Regions from separate parts of the Mus musculus genome. Here region 2 is linked to region 1. The links are chromatin loops, found by intact Hi-C in ENCODE. Cell type or tissue: left cerebral cortex. All regions are shown on one strand. Links, peaks and the distances in the headings refer to the core of each region. The heading gives the core; the rest is flanking DNA. Region 1 has its middle 83 kb from the start of Gm5464. Region 2 has its middle 34 kb from the start of Stmn4.

Region 1 (5,380 bases), core at 68-5,067:
TTGTGAGCTGTCACCCATGCTTGGGTGAGTATTTGGTGACATAGCTGTCCTTGTGCTATGACTACCTCTGTAAGTAAGCTCTTGCTCATATTCCTGTAAGTGAGCCCAATAATCTCATTAGTTCACCAAAGTAGATTTTGGTGGTGTCTTTCCTGATGACAATGGTCATCAGCCAGGGTGAGTGTGCACATTTATTCACCTCTTCCCAGGAATAGTCACACAACAGCATAGCGCTGCAAACCTTTCGTCCCAGCACTCAAGAGGCAGAGACAAGTGGAGTTCTGCGAGTTCCCGGCCAGCCTGGTTTCCATAGTCTGTTCAGGTTAGCCCAGGCTACATAGTTGGACATAGCCTCAAAAAGAAAAAAAATTAAGTTATCTATTGGCTAGTTCAAAGTGTACTTAGTCATTTTGTACTTCCTATTGTTCCATTTTTGTCCACGGGGAGCTACTTCAGCTTCTTGGTCTTTTATGGGGAGAGTCTGGGTCTTACTTATATGAAGATGGTATGTCATCTGATGAGGCCAAAACATAACAGTTACTACTGGTGATATTCGGATGCTCACACGTGAATGTGGATGCTGATTAAATGGTAACTTATGCTGTTAAACTCGTATCTGTCATCTCCAAAACCTCCCCTCTATCCTGGGCTCTACAATGTAAGAACTCGACTCCTGCAAATGCTATTTCTCCTGTCAGTGGACTTGTTGCTAGCTTCTGCCAGTAGGAGGCAGTAGAGGGAGATCAGCTGGATGGAGAAGGATTCTGCCCCTCCTTCCTGCCAGCCCTGTGTAGCAATGACACTTCACCATAGTGGCCACATTTACTTCAGCTTCTAGACTCTTCCCAAACTTCCAGCGCTACGCTACGCTACGCTACGTTACGTTACACAACGCTACATTTCATGCTGTCTCACGAGTGGTTCGGATGATGTCAGTCTCTGCTGCACAGAGAGCCTCCTTCAAGCTTCCAGTCTCTCACATCCATGGTCTTTTACTTTTACAGTTTCATGTGCAGCCTGTTCTTTACATGAAATCGTCGTCCACACACATCGTCTGTGCTTTCTTGCATGCATCCTCACAGATACAGAAGTAAAACTTATAACCGTACAACTAAGAAATGAGAAGCCGTCTGCAAAATGAAAGCAGCTGCTTTGGTGGGACATGCTCACGGGGGCTTTCTTATCTGTCTTCCAGTACTTCTAAAGTTCTGCTGTGACAGCATTTCATAAGCCTCTGTCCTTTACAGAGGACGGCATGTACCCAGGGCAAACTACCTCCCACATGCAATGATAGGTAAGGAGACCAATTTATGTAACTTGTTGGTAATTGCCAGGTGGGCGGAGACAGAGTGTGAATTGCTGGAAGAGAGAGTAAACAGAATCCTGAGAGAGATGGTATCTAGGGAGAAATGTTTTCTGGAAACAGAAAAGGCCATTGAAGGGTTCAAAGACAGCAGACACACTTCACCACACTGGAAGCTCCCACATATAGAAAGCAAGGTGATGACTCAGTCGGTCGAGTGCTTACCACACAAACATGAAAACCTGGGTCTGGATTCCCAAAACCTGTGCAAAGGGTGAGTACTGACCCCTGACCTGTAAGCCCTATGCTAGAGGGGAGGAGACAGGGGTGGACCCCCAGCGGTCTCTGGCTAGCCAGCCTAACCTAATCTGTGAAGTACAGGCTCCCAGCGATAAGGTGGAGAGCCATTAAAGAGGATACACAGCATAAACCTCTGGCCTGTGTGCAATGTGTATCCGATTGCCTGCTCTTGTTTGCGCTCTCTCTCTCTCTCTCTCTCTCTCTCTCTCTCTCACACACACACACACACACACACACACACACACACGGAGAGAGAGGGAGTAGGTTATGACCATTTATTTCTTACCATTTGTAACGAAGTAGGGTACACAAGGAAACTTGGGTGTACATAGGACAAGAGCAAGCTGGGCTCCCAGAAGCTTTCTCCAAGACAGAAATGCTCCTCTAACTCATTCTCTGAAGCTTCAATGCAGGCATCAGCGCCCTCTGCTGGCCAGGATGCAGAGCACGCCACAGACCGCCCAAATAGCTTTAAGCTGACACCCTTAAGTGTCTTTTGAAGACCCAACTCCCAGCCCCTCTGACTGTGACTGCTTTACGCTAAAATGAGATCTTTGAGATGGGCCCTAATTTAATATGTCTAGTGTCCTTTGACGATGAAGCAAACAGGCATAGACAGAAGGAAGACATAGGGAGACACGCCTTGCACAGTTAGGGAGACACAAAAGAATCCCACCCAGCCAGGGCCTCCGTTTCGGACCGGACTCCCCAGAGATATGATAAAATAATTTCCTGTGGATTTTCATTGCATTTTTATTTATGTATGTAGGAAGGGGTGTGTGCCACCGCGTATGTGGAGGTCAAGGAACAAGTTTCTGTAGCTGGTCCTCTCATTCCACCATGTGGATCCCAGGCTGACCGGCACACCCACAGTGATGCACACCCACAGTGATGCACACCCACAGTGACGCCGTACCTTACCTGATCAAGGAAGAAACTAACATCTGAACCAGCAGTTCTCAATCTGTGGGTCACAACCCTTTTGGCGAACCTCTGTCTCCGAAACTATTTACATTATGATTTATAACAGTAGCAAAATTACAGTTATGAAGTAGCAGTGAAGATACTTTTATGGTTGGGGGGAGGGGTCCCTACAACATGAGGAGCTGTATTAAAGGGTCGCAGCTTTAGGAAGGTCAGGAACCACTGATCTAAAGCAACGCAGTTAGTTCTGCTTGGCCTACCCCATGCACCCCTGAATCTGGCCTAGTGTGAGCCTTTGGAACGCACCACTTAGTCTTTTATTTTGAGGTGCCCTCCCAACTATCTCCTTCACTCTGCGTTCATATTTCTATCTGATGTCATTCTCTCCCCAGCTAAGGGATTTGCTTTGACAGTTCTGCAGGCTGAGAGTGCTATCAATACACTCTCTCAGCATTTCATGCCTGAAGAATTCTGTATGTATATATATTCATTTTTAATTTTCCAAAACATCTGTACTTGGAAAATTAAAAATAATAATTAATAATAGTAAATTCTTACCTAGAGTTTTTTCCTTTGGGCTTCCCTCCACTGTCCTCTTGTGCCAAAATTCTTACATTTGTTTTTTGCTCACGTGTCTTCTTCTGGCGGCTTTATAAATAATAATGAATAGACTTTGTCTTCAAGTGAGCAAGGCATGTAGAGGTTATGTTCTACCTCCTTCTCTGTTTCCTATCATTCACATCTTGCAGGTGTGGTGTGTCTGTTGCAGTGGATGAATTAGTATTTATGCATTATTGTCACTAAGGCCCGTGTAAGGCACACTTCATTCCAAGCTGTATAGTCCTGAGGTTTGTCCAAACATTGGATGTCATTTATCCCCCATGACAGAATCATTTTACCACCTGTACTGTGGCTGGGTTTGTGTCAACTTGGCACAGGCTGGAATCATCACGCAGGAAAAAGCCTCAGTGAAGGAAATGCCTCCATGAGATCCAGCTGTAGGGCATTTTCTCAACCAGTGGTGCCATCCCTGGGCTGTGGTCCTGGGTTCTATAAGGAAGCAGGCTGAGCAAGCCAAGGGAGCAAGCTGTAAGCAGTGCCTACCTCTCCGTGGCTTCTGCATCAGCTCCTGCCTCCAGGGTCCTGCCCTGCTTGAGTTCCTTCAGCAATGAAGAGGGATATGGAAATGTAAGCCAAATAGACCCCTTTCTTTCCAACTTGCTTTTTGGTCATGGTGTTTTCATTAAAGCAACAGAAACCCAAGTCACCTCCTTAGAGTCCCTTTATCCCGCTTCTCCTTCCCTCCCCCATCCCCCTTGAGTCACCCACCACTGCCCCTTCCGATGGCTTTGTGGATGTGGTTCCCCAGGCTGCTCTCCACTCACTGCAGGAGAACTGCACGGTCTAAGAGTTTCCATTTTAACCATTTCTAAGCATATGGTTCAGTGGCATTGTGTGCATTCATGAATCCAACCAAATCCACTCTCCATCCCCCAAACAGAAGCTGAGCTGAGGGGCACATGACAACCCCAAGCCAGGGAGCTAATGACATCCATGTTTTCTTATAATTGTCGGGGGGGGCTTTATTATCTTAAGGAGACCTCATCAATATGCCCAAGTTTTAACTCTTTTTTTTTCACTCTTCGTATATGATATAAATCAAATGCTCCTTTAATTGGACATATTTATAACCAGTAACAGGTCCAGGTTCTGACAGTTTTATGGGTGAGTCCATTTAGACTTTCAAATAGACAATTCTTCTGCTCTGTAACTAAACCACTCTGCAGCACAGAGCATATGGACACAAGCCCCAAATGATTTAACAGGCTGCTGTATAGACACAAAACTAACGTTATACATCAGAAGATACTTAGAGCTAGCCCAGGTGTAAACTGCTCAAAATGAAAATCGAAACAAGGTATCAACTTTGTCTTGCAAATAACATTGACTGCAGTGATCTAGTTTGCCTTTCAGTTACTGTAACTAACACTGACCAAAACCAACATGGGAGAGGAAAACACGTATTTGGCTTATAGGTTACACGCATTACATCATCCAGGAAAGCCAAGGAAGGGACATAAACAGAGACTATGGAGGAACACTGCTCACTGGCTTGCTGTTCATGGCTTGCTCTGTTTGCTTTTCCTTTCTTTCCTTATTTATTTATCCACTTAACATCCCAATCACATCCTCGCATCCTCACATCCTCCCTCACATCCTCCCTGCCCAACCTCACACAGTCCCTCTCCCATCCCTCATCCCTTTCTTCCCTGGGTATCACCCCATCCTGGCACATCAAGTCTCTGTAGAACTAGGCACATCTTCTCCCACTGAGGCCAGACAAGGTGTCTCAGTTACGTGACCAAGATCCACAGGCAGGCAACAGATTCAGGGACAGCCCCCTCCCCACTCCAGTTATTAGAGACCCTCAGTTTGCTTTTCTTCTTCAATCCAGGGCCACATTCCCAGGGGTGGCACTGCCCACACGAGCTGAATCCTCCCACGTCAATCATTAATTTAAAATATGTACCCCCAACTTGCTTATAGGCCAAGCTGATAGAGCCAACTCCTCAACTGGGGGTCCCTCTTCCCAGGTTACTACATTTGTGTCAAATTCACACAACCAAACAGCACATACAGTTAGAATTTGTCTCTTTTGTGGGTAAAAATGCTAGATGGTTGGTCCAGTAAAACTTGTTGAAATTAAGTGTCTCTTCTAAAAAAAAACTAACATTTTTATATTTACTAAAATCTTTACATTTATTTTTTACATTTACTTGGTGGCGGACTGCATGACACAGCAAGTATGAAAGTAAGATGACAACTTGTATGAGTTGTTTCTCTCCTTCCACC
Region 2 (5,380 bases), core at 212-5,211, 410 kb before region 1:
GCATGGCACTTGCTGGAAATGGATGAAGCTATAAATTATTATCGTAAGCAGAGGAACATCGCAGACCCAGAGAACCAAAGATTGCATGCTTTCTCTCATCATTTTTATGTGTGTGTCTCAGCGTAAGGGTGTGTGTATGGGTCATGGAACTAGAATGGGACCCACGAGAGGGGAAAAGATATTAAGGGAGGTTGAGAGAAGAGGAAGAAAGAGGATTACAGAACAAGACATGAAAGATGAGGGGACTGAGAAGGAGGTGGAGAGGAGAGAGAGATGGGGGAGGAGGAGGAGGGAGTAAGGGAGTCAGAGAAGGGGTGAGAGTGTGGAGGAGGGGGTGGGAAATGGGGCAGGGGAGGAGACAGGGACAAGGATTCACACATCAAAGTATGTCTGAGGATCCCATAGTGAGACCAATCACTTCGTATACTAACAAAACAAAACAAAACAAAACAACAAACAGATAAAATATAGTCAAACTAATGAAAAAGGCAAATAAAGGCCCTATCTCCTTCCCACGAGAAACTTCAAGGGCTGTGGCCTTTTCCCTACTGGAGCTCAGCTTCACTGGGACTGAATGATTGGCCTGAGTGCTCTCATTTTAAGAAAGGTCAAACCTCCTGGAGTTATAGTAACAAATGAAACAAACCAAACAACACACCATAAACAAGGGAAAGGCCTCAGGCAGCCCTCTGGGGACACCAACCTTTAAAACCAGCACAGGATCTGTGGGAGGAAATGTTGCTGAGGCACACAGTGGATGGATCAGGAGGATTTGCCTCTGGGGTTACTCTAGGGTTCTTTTTTCCTTGTGGGTGTTCCCCTTGCACTTTCTGTCACCTAGGCTGTGTGCATCACTGGGTGGCGGAGCGCATCGCTGTTGTATGTCTTGGAGCCGATGGTTCTTCAGACATTCTAGGGCACTGAAAGGGTTAAAGGAGAATTTTCCACCTCGGGGCACAGAAACTATTTGTGTTCAAAGATGTGTAAACACACGGGAAAAACCTGCACAGAGGCCTGCTAACTCCCCACTCCCCCCCCCCCCCGTGTGTGTGTGTGTGTGTGTGTGTGTGTGTGTATGTGATCTCAGAAGCCTAAGGCAGCCATGTGCCTTTGTGATCTCAGCATCCAGAAGACTGGGGCAGAGGTTCACAAGTTCTAGGTCAGCCACGGGGACAGACTGAGACCTTGTCCCTCTAAACCCCAACCCCCCCCCCCCCCGCCCAAACCAATAAGAATCGTGAAAAAAGATCAAAGCACCAAATAATGGCTCTCATTACACTTAGTTGCACAGGCAGGTGGGCTACTCTGAGAGAAATGGTAATTTTCATATAAAAGGAAAAGAAAACCAATGTCAATAGATTCTGCGGTGGAAATTCAAGAAGCCATGAAGCAAATCAAAGACAAGGGTAACAAGAACTAAGACACAATGTGGGCTGAGAGGAGGAAGAAAGAAACACAGAAATACTGACATTAGAGAATGCTGCACATCAGAATTCTGACATGCATAGGAATCAACATAGAAAAAACCAATTTTAACCATTGTGTAATACAAATTCAGAAATGTTTTTACTACAGAGGAAACAGGAGAAAGAATAATAACAAAATAAAGAGAACATATGTTAATAGTATCATTTTTCGATAGATGATAGGACTTTATCCTAAGCGAATAAGCATCCAGGGGAATTTATGGGCATTCCTCCCCACCACCCCAGGGCTCCGATTTTTAATTTCCCTAAGCTGGTCTGTGACAGTCTGGTGTATCTTCATATCTGATAATCACACTTAGCAGTTTTCTAGACACATTTTGCCATTTAAGTTTATGCAGTAGGGTCTTGCTACATCTCACAGGCTTATCTGCATCTCACTCATCAGGTGGCTTTCAATGCCAGTTCCTCCCTGTCTCAGCCTCTCAAGTGCAGGGGTTGCAGGTGAGGGTCTCCCCAGCTTCTACACTGCCATCTTAAAGCAAGTTGACAGTATTTAATGCACTTAAAGCAGGTCTCTGCTAGGAGTTCACACGGACTCCAATACATTTCTTAATATCAAACACATGTGTTTTCACATTCAAATTTTTATGTTCCCATCTCAGCTTTCTATCATGCTTTGAAGATTTGTCACTGTTTCCAGGACCCTTACTTTTATTAAGATAAGAACGGAAGTTTATTTTTGTAAAAATTACACACAGTCACTTTCCCTCGTGACCCCTCGTTCCCCCAAACCTCCCCCACTCCCTGAACCCCTTTTCTGGAGTTGATGATTGTTCATCTTGCTTTATTTTCTTGGCTTTGACTTTGGACCCCAGAGATCACAGGGAGCTAGCGCAGTACAGGAATATGACCAGCAGGTGGCGTTCGTACTGTTTCTACTACGGGAACCGCCCAGAATTCTCCAGGACAAATTTGCACAAAAGAGGCGACTGCAACCATAGCTGTTACAGTTGGTAATTAGGGATAAGGTTGCCATGGTGACGAGGGGTCTTGGGATGTTTATAGCTTTGCAAGAGCTGATGCCAATGAGCTATCGGATTGCTTCTTCCTTTGATGGTAATGGCAGGCAAACTGAGGTCATGCAAATGCTGTATGGTGCAGCCTGCTTAGGAAGCTATTCTGCTGCTGTTGTTATTTATGGGATAAAAGTATCCTGTTGAGAGAAACACACACACACACACACACACACACACACACAATTTGTATGCATGCACACAAGTGCACCATATTTATCTGACTTGTTTACATTTTCTGTATGTTTTATCTCCATTCCCCACATTTCTCAATGTGGTTTTCATTAAAATTCTCTGAGAAGAAAGGCTCCATTCATCTGACAAGCTCGGGAAATATTGCATGCTCATGCTTTAGAGGTTCACAGTGTACTTGAGCCAGAACGTCTTTGGATGTCCTATTTCACCTCCACACGCTCATTTGCCTCGTAAACCCACTTAAACAGACAATTCATTAACTCTCTCAGCTAATCACTCCTCATCTTCTCCTCAAGACGTTAATAGACATTCATTAAGTGTAGGTTTCCTTGTAGCCTTGCGCTCACATAAGTCTCTCCAGCAAGGCGTGGAGCTCTGATAAGCTAGCCTGTCAAAGGCTGTGTGGCCAAGACTCAATGGTTATTAATGGCTGCCTATGAACTCCTAAGAAATGGTTTCCAATTGAGCTATGTATCCATGGATACCACAGACTGAAATTATTCATTGTTAATGTCTTTATCCATCCATAAATTTTATTGGGTAAATGAGGCCACGCCCCAGACATGGCCCACAGCATTAATAAGTCATTTGTAGGTTAGCATAGTATTATTTTACATCTTGTCACATCGTTTCTGATGCTTTAAATTCAATCTTCTGCTAGTGTATTTTCCCCAGAGAGGCACCTCCTCTCCCATGAATAACCTACTTGTGATTGATCATAAAACAGAACTTATTAAAAGAGATTTTTAAAAACAACAACAAAAAAAAGGACTGAGAATTTGCTCACACATACTGCCTCTCGGGTGGGGGAGGGGAGTCACCCTCCCTGCACTTCATTGTGAAAAGGGAGGTCTGGTCCTCTCAAACTGTGGAAAGAACAATTGCCCTAGTCCACTAGGGCAGTGGCTGCCAACAGCTTTAGGAATGCACCAGTTGACACTCTTGGCTAGGCTGATAATGTTTTAGACCCACTCCAAATGTTGAAGGCGTTTCCTGTGACTTACCCCTCTTTACACTCCGGAAGGCCACTGGATTTTATTGCTAGGGGACCATGAGAGGAGCAGGAACATTTAAAAGACAGGCAACAGTAACCAAGTGTCCAGCTCCTTGTCAGTCACTTTGCTATTTATTGAATCCTTGATTAAGTTTAAGCCTTAAAGCCCACTAGATGGGTTTTACCAGCCCCATTTTACCAAGAAGAGATGAAGGCTGGAGGTGCCTTGCCTCATATGGGACAACTTGTAAAGTATAAATAAGGGGACATTTTTTGACTCTAGGTTTGTCCAAATCCAAAGTCAAACAAAGGCAGCAATATTTGTACAAGAATCAAATTATCCTCAAAAGAAATAAGGAGGAGGAAGAGGAGGAGGAGGAAGAGGAAGAGGAAGAGGGAAGAGGAGGAGGAGGAAGAGGAAGAGGGAAGAGGAAGAGGAGGAGGAGGGAGAGGAAGAGGAGGAGGAGGAGGAAGAGGAAGAGGAGGAGGAAGAAGAGGAGGAGGAGACCTAGGAGGAGAGGATCAGCTTGTTTCTTCCATGGGAGGTACATAATTAGTCAAAAGGGGAGGGTCCCTGGCTCTGGCCAACCCCTACGGTCTTCCACAACAGCCACTGTTCTATTTACCATTTGTGTTAGTTCCCTTTCCCGTTGCTGTGATAAAATACCCCAGCAAAGCAGTTTAAGGAAGTAGGGTCTGTTTTAGCCCTCACCTCCAGATCGTGGCCTATCACTGCAGGGAAGTCTGGAAGGCCGGAACTTGAGTTTGATAGTCACATTAGTAGTCATAGTCCAAAGCAGAGGGGAAGGACCGAAGGCATAGGTGCCACTGCTCAGCACACTTCTTCCTTGCTTACAGTCTCAGATTTCAGTCAGAGAATGGCCCCACCCCCTGTGGGCGTGTCTTCCTGCCCCATGCAATAAAGATAATCTCCATAGCACGCCCATCTTCCAGGTGACTTTAGACTGTCAAATTGACAATAAACACTGCCTGCTGTTGTTCCAAGCGTTTACTCCGTTACCAACTTGTCCCGCTTCTGTTGTGTGGGCTGAACTTGTATTGGCATTTATTCATATTTTTTAAAAACCCCTTCAGTCAATTTTACACTCATGGGTTCCTTTCGATCAAACCTCCAGTTATTTTAAAAGCTGGCAATTGCCGTCTACTTAGGATCTTTTCATTACCCATGACAGTTTGTCTTAGATTTCACTGATAATCAATGAGCTGCTCTTTTAAATACTTAGTGGATCAAATTAACGGCTTTAATTAACAACCTACATGAAAATCAATGACCTCCATATTCAGCTATTCCAAGTTTATCTGACTTGTTAGTCAGTAGGACAACACTTGCTTTTTGTTTTGTAACATGTATATTCCTTTAGATCACCGCACCTCAACCTTGCTAATGCTGCTACCCCCTTAATACAGTTCGTGCTGTAAGTGACTCCCCACCATAAAAATATCTCATTGCTACTTCATAACTGTAATTTTGCTACAGTTATGAATCATAGTGTAAATATCTGATATGCAGATGGGCTTAGGTGCCTTGTGAAACGGTTGTTCTACCATCAAGGGGTCCTGACCCACAGGTTGAGAATGGGTCCTTTGCATGTAGCTTTCAGATTTTATACAAACAACTCCCAACACGAATCAGGAAGACATCTGGGTCTTTCATCTCAATCCCTAATCAT

Evidence for each region. Peaks named below come from ENCODE experiments on the same cell type or tissue, not always from the same donor. Only the 100,000 strongest peaks of a DNase experiment are listed, where the experiment ranks them.
Region 2: a loop joins it to region 1, with 5 times the contacts of the local background. A loop is called at or near these places in 35 of 42 quality-filtered maps.

What each region holds. Positions count from the first base shown.
Region 1 is chr14:66,783,077-66,788,456 of GRCm38, forward strand. No RefSeq gene overlaps it. Among named protein-coding and RNA genes, the nearest start is that of Gm5464, 83 kb to the right of the region's middle. In left cerebral cortex, for the core only: CTCF peaks have their summits at 710 (motif pointing right) and 2,042 (motif pointing left); DNase peaks (open chromatin) are centred at 780, 1,298 and 2,028.
Region 2 is chr14:66,375,691-66,381,070 of GRCm38, forward strand. No RefSeq gene overlaps it. Among named protein-coding and RNA genes, the nearest start is that of Stmn4, 34 kb to the left of the region's middle. In left cerebral cortex, for the core only: a CTCF peak has its summit at 2,333 (motif pointing right); a DNase peak (open chromatin) is centred at 2,400.